Regions from separate parts of the Homo sapiens genome. Here region 2 is linked to region 1. Evidence: read pairs that join two places in POLR2A ChIA-PET (ENCODE). Cell type or tissue: HepG2. All regions are shown on one strand. Each heading gives the region's core, and the rest is flanking DNA. Links, peaks and the distances in the headings are about the cores only. Region 1 holds the start of SLC7A9 (solute carrier family 7 member 9). Region 2 overlaps NUDT19 (nudix hydrolase 19).

What was found. ChIA-PET counts read pairs that join two places held together with the same protein. Peaks named below come from ENCODE experiments on the same cell type or tissue, not always from the same donor. Only the 100,000 strongest peaks of a DNase experiment are listed, where the experiment ranks them.
Region 2: POLR2A ChIA-PET joins it to region 1 with 5 read pairs; 4 of 35 experiments call an interaction of 5 or more read pairs at or near these places.

Annotation. Positions count from the first base shown.
Region 1 is chr19:32,869,580-32,872,488 of GRCh38, reverse strand. SLC7A9 (solute carrier family 7 member 9) reads left to right here and starts at 2,722. Exons shown (of 13, transcript NM_014270.5): 1 at 2,722-2,803. RefSeq lists enhancers at 1,372-1,894, 1,895-2,417. In HepG2, for the core only: a CTCF peak has its summit at 1,234; a DNase peak (open chromatin) is centred at 1,238; H3K4me3 peaks cover 1,477 bases.
Region 2 is chr19:32,695,806-32,698,714 of GRCh38, reverse strand. All of the region lies in intron 1 of NUDT19 (nudix hydrolase 19), which reads right to left. The region is part of intron 1 of LOC124904690 (a long non-coding RNA gene); the gene reads left to right. Among named protein-coding and RNA genes, the nearest start is that of NUDT19-DT, 5.0 kb to the right of the region's middle. In HepG2, for the core only: no CTCF peak of the experiment used is centred there; no DNase peak of the experiment used is centred there.

The sequences.
Region 1 (2,909 bases), core at 199-2,698:
GGGACTCAGTTGCATATACACATAATTAAAACAGTTTTCCTCCCATTAGTCTCAATTCGAAGCCCAACCAAAGAACCCAAAAGGGTGGAGAGAAGCATTTTACCCTCCCCAACTGAAATCAAATGTGCACCAAATATAAGATAAAATGTAGATGGTGTGAAGATCTTCACACTGCAAGCATTTTTGCAATCGGAAGGGAAAAAGCACGGGTTGAAAATGAAGGTCAAGAGTCTTTAGCAGAAACTTAAGAAATAGAGTGGTTGGGCGGGTGTGGTGGCTCACACCTGTAATCCCAGCACTTTGGGAGGCTGAAGCGGGTGGATTACTTGAGGTCAGGAGTTCAAGATCAGCCTGGCCAACATGATGAAACCCTGTCTCTACTAAAAATACAAAAATTAGCCGGGTATATTGTCACACATGTAGTACCAGCTACTCGGGAGGCTGAGGGAGGAGAATCGCTTGAACCTGGGAGGCGGAGGTTGCAGTGAGCTGAGATCATGACACTGCACTCCAGCCTGGGTGACACAGCAAGTCTCAAAAATAAATAAATAAAATGGTAAAAATGACAGTAGGATTTGCGCTTTGGGAGGCCGAGGCAGGTGGATCACTTGAGGTCAGGAGTTCAAGACCAACCTGGCCAACATGGTGAAACCCCATCTCTACTAAAAATACAAAAATTAGCCAGGCATGGTGGTGGATGCCTGTAATCCCAGCTACTCAGGAGGCTGAGACAGGAGAATCACTTGAACCCAGGAGGCAGAGGTTGCAGTGAGCTGAGATCGTGCCACTGCACTCCAGCCTGGGCGACAGAGTGAGGCTCCATCTAAAAAAAAAAAAATTGACAGCAGGGAGGTGAAACTTCAGTCACATGGCAGAAGCACTGGATACACAATGAACCAATGGTCTTCAAGAACTGAGGAAAATTTTGCTTTTTAAATGAAATCCGTATTATTTTCCATGAGGAAGAGCTTATGAGAATTACTTGAATACTTTCTGTGTATTCAAGGGAGGGAGAGGGTGGGACTGCGGTGAAAAACACAACTTTAAGAAACAGGCTTAAGAAATGCTCACCGTGGACCCAAAATGAACTGAAGTGGAGGTTTCTGACTTAACAAAGGACCCTCACATCCCGATGTTCCAGACTCGGCACTTGGAAGAGGCCCAGGAAGACCAGAGGGCTGGTCCCGGACATTCATGGAACATGCAAGTTCAGTGTGTTCCGTGAGGAGGCGCCTGTTGCTCGCCCTGCGTCGCAGGTTCAGACCCTGATCCTGGCAGTGCTGCCTGAGCCCATGTGGGTAGTGGGTGAGGTTGCAGGGCTGTCTGGCCCCAGCGGGGGACCACTGCCCCACCCTGATGTCCTCACGTGGTCTCCTGTCAGCCTGCCAGGAGCACTTTTGACCCAGGGGGTATTCTGTGGTGTTTTGCAAACATGGATGTGCCAGGTACTATGATGAGTGCTGCAACATTAGGAGGAGTGACCCCAGCAAGCCGGTGGGCAGGTTCTGTCTAGGGTGGCAGGACCTGCCACTAGCCTCTCTGCTCAGGGCTCTGGGCATGGCAGGCAGGTAAACAGGTGGGCCCTCCCAAGATGGGAGGTGACGAACTTCTAAATCAGGACCGTGCCTCTGGGACAACAAGGGTCCCTGTGCTCTGCAGACGGCTTTCAGAGAAACCTGTGCCTCTCTCAGGTCTGCTTGCCCCAAACTGCTCCCAAACTGACCCCCAGAGACTGGCCCAGCTCCTTCCATCCCTGACCTTTGCTTCCATCTGATATCTGGGATGCAGTTAAGTTTGGCCCAAGGCAAAGCTACCAGAGTTTTGGCTGAAGGTAACAGCTACGATGCTTCAGATGCAGTGCTTATGCTGTGCCAGGCTGTCTCATAAGGTCTCATAAGGTGCTTCCTTCCCTATCTGAAAGGGCTTCGTGCTGACCCCTGAGGCTGCCGCCTGAGCCTAGGTCCAATCGCAGTGCGGGAGAACCTCTGCTCCCTCCCAGAGAGATCCAGACCCTGGCAGCCCTGGATGCGGACCGGAGCTTCCTGGCCTTGTGTTGCCTGTCCCCCTCCGTTTCCCCGAAGGGGAAGGTTTTGTGTCCCTTGTGATGAGCCAGGACATGGCTACGTGAACAGCACCACAGCCAAACCTGATGGGCATTTGGCCGCAGCTGCAGGGAGGACACGAGGCCCTGCATTGCCTCAGGCCTGCTTGTGATTCCAAGTGGTGAAGCCCCATCACTGGTAAAGAGGAGTGGGACGGGCTCAGCCGCTCTCACCTGCTCAGCCAGAGGCAGGCCCTTGGCTTGGGGGAAATTCCTGGGCGGGGAGGAAACTGACCAACAGCTGAGTTACGCACACACAGCGGTTCCTGTTTGAGCTGCCTGACTTGGGTTTTAAATATAGCCTATTAAGGCAATTAGCGAATTGGTTCCAAAGTTTATCTCCTCTGATTCCCAAAGATAAAAGAAGGCATAATTTATTTTATCTTTAGGTAAAAAGTGTAGACGATTTGGGACCATCTGGTTTTAAAAAAATAATCTGACCTAGACACAAATGAACAAAACAAAAACGGTTTTGGAGAGAAATTGGTGTTCCTGACCCTCCCCTTTTTTGTGTGGCGTATCTAAGCTTCATTGCAAAAAAAAAAAAAAAGGTGTTTAATAATTACCCTTATTGACCTCTGTACCTTCTGGACTTCCTTTGCTCCTGGGCACAAGACATGGCCATTTCTAGGGTTGGACCGTGCAGGCACGGGCGGTCAGCTGGGCCGCAGCTCCTCCGGCTCTGCAGGGTCACGGAGGAAGGTAAGTAAGGTCAGTAGGTGATAGAAAGGCTCATGGCTCTCCTGGCCGGGGCCTGGACAGATAATTTATTTAGAGAGAGGGTACAGGAGTGCATGGTTTTCTCCTA
Region 2 (2,909 bases), core at 319-2,818, 170 kb after region 1:
TTCCTCATTCCTCCTTGTGGTCTAGGAGAACTAGTGTTTCTGCTGCTGTGTCAGTGAGCACAACCATTCTGATCAGCAGGGTCCAGGGACTGTTGCGGGTTCTTGGGCAGGGGTTGTTTCTGCTGCTGCGTTGGTGAGCACAACTACTCCAATCAGCAGGGTCCGGGGACTGTTGCAGGTTCTTGGGCAAGAGGTGTTTCTGCTGCTGCATTGGTGAGCACAACTATTCCGATCAGCAGGGTCCAGGGACCGTTGCAGGTTCTTGGGCAGGGGGAGAAACAAACAAACCAAAACCACAGGCGGTTTTGTCTTTCAGATGGGAAACACTCAGGCATCAACAGGCTCACCCTTGAAATGCATCCTAAGCCACTGGGACCAATTTGACCCACAAACCCTGAAAAAGAGGTGGCTCATTTTTTTCTATACTACAGCCTGGCCCCAATTTCTCTCTCTGATGGGGAAAAATGGCCACCTGAGGGAAGTATAAACTACAGTACTATCCTGCAGCCTGACCTTTTCTGTAAGAGGGAAGGCAAATGGAGTGAAATACCTTATGTCTAAGTTTTCTTTTCATTGAAGGAGAATACCCAAGTATGCAAAGCTTGCAATTTACATCCCACAGGAGGACCTCTCAGCTTACCTCCATATCCTAGCCTCCCTATAGCTCCCCTTCCTATTAATGATAATCCTCCTCTAATGTCCGCTGCCCAGAAGGAAATAAGCAAAGAAATCTCCAAAGGATCACAAACGCCCCCTTCCCGGGCTATCGGTTATGTCCCCTTCAAGCTGTAGGGGGAGCGGAATTTGGCCCAACCTAGGTACATGTTCCCTTCTCCCTCTCTGATTTTAAGCAGATCAAGGCAGACCTTGGGAAGCTTTCAGATGATCTTGATAGGTATACAGATGTCCTACAGGGTCGAGGGCAAACCTTCTATCTCACTTGGAGAGATGTCATGCTAGTGTTAGATCAAACCCTGGCCTTTAATGAAAAGAATGTGGCTTTAGCTGCAGCCCAAGAGTTTGGAGATACCTGGTATCTTAGTCCAGTAAATGATAGAATGACAGTTGAAGAAAGGGACAAATTCCTTACTAGTCAGCAAGCCGTATGTCAGTAAGTCAGTATGGATCCCCACTGGGACCTCGACTCAGATCATGGGGACTGGAGTCGTAAACATCTGCTGACTTGTGTTCTAGAAGGACTAAGGAGTATTAGGAAAAAGCCCATGAATTATTCAATGATGTCCACCATAACTCAGGGAAAGGAAGAAAATGCTTCTGCCTTCCACGAGCAGCTACGGGAGGCCTTAAGAAAATACACTCCCCTGTCACCCGACTCACTTGAGGGTCAATTGATCCTAAAAGACAAGTTTATTACCCAATCATCTGTGGATATCAGGAGAAAGCTCCAAAAGCGAGCCCTGGGCCCTGAACAAACTCTGGAAGCATTATTAAACCTGGCAACCTCAGTGTTCTATAATAGGGACCAAGATGGACAGGCCCAAAAGTAAAAGTGAGATAATAGAAAGGCCGCAGACTTAGTCATGGCCCTCAGACAAACAAACCTTGGTGGTTCAGAGGGGACAGAGAATGGAGCAGGCCAATCACCTGGTAGGGCTTGTTATCAGTGTGGTTTACAAGGACACTTTTTAAAAAAAAGATTGTCCTATGAGAAACAAGCTGCCCCCTCGCCCATGTCCACTATGCCGAGGCAATCACTGGAAGACACACTGCCCCAGAGGACAAAGGTTCTCTGGGACAGAAGCCACCAACCAGATGATGCAACAAGACTGAGGGTGCCCAGGGAAAGCACCAGCTCATGTCATCACTCTCACTGAGTCCTGGGTATGTATAACCATTGAGGGCCAGGAAATTGACTTCCTCCTGGACACTGGCGTGGCTTTCTCAGTGTTAATTTCCTGTCTTGGAGCTGTCCTCAAGGTCTGTTACCATCCGAGGAATCCTGGGACAGGCTGTAACCAGGTATTTCTCCCACCTCCTCAGTTGTAATTGGGAGACTTTGCTCCTTTCACATGCCTTTCTTGTTATGCCTGAAAGTCCCACACCCTTATTAGGGAGGGATATATTAGCCAAAGCTGGAGCTATTATCTACATGAATATGGGGAACAAGTTACCCATTTGTTGTCCCCTGCTTGGGGAGGGAATCAACCCTGAAGTCTGGGCATTGGAAGGAACAAACTCAAGCTCTAGCCTTAAGCCTTCCCACAGGACGAAACTTTTCTTTAAACGTCACAGAGAGAGCAGGAATAGCTCTTGGGGTCCTTACTCAGACTCATGGGACAACTCCACAACCAGTGGCATACCTAAGGAAACTGATACAGTAGCAAAAGGCTAGACTAACTGTTTAGGGGTAGTTGTGGCAGTGGCTGTCTTAGTGTCAGAGGCTATCAAAATAATACAAGGAAAGGATCTCACTGTCTGGACTACTCATGATGTAAATGGCAAACTAGGTGCCAAAGGAAGTTTATGGCTATCAGAAAACCACCTGCTTAGATACCAGGCACTACTCCTTGAGTGACCAGTGCTTCAAGTGCATACATGTGTGGCCCTCAGCCCTGCCACTTTTCTCCCAGAGGATAGGGAGCGGGTCAAGCATGGCTGCCAACAGGTAGTAGTCCAGACTTATGCCGCCTGAAAGGATCTCTTAGAAGTCCCGTTAGCTAATCCTGACCTTAACCTATATACCGATGGAAGTTCATTTGTGGAAAATGGGATACGAAGGGCAGGTTATGCCACAGTTAGTGATGTAACCGTACTTGAAAGTAAACCTCTTCCCCCAGGGACCAGCACCCAGTTAGCAGAACTAGTGGCACTTACCCGAGCCTTAGAACTGGGAAAGGAAAAAAGAAAAAACGTGTATACAGATAGCAAGTATGCTTATCTAATCCTAC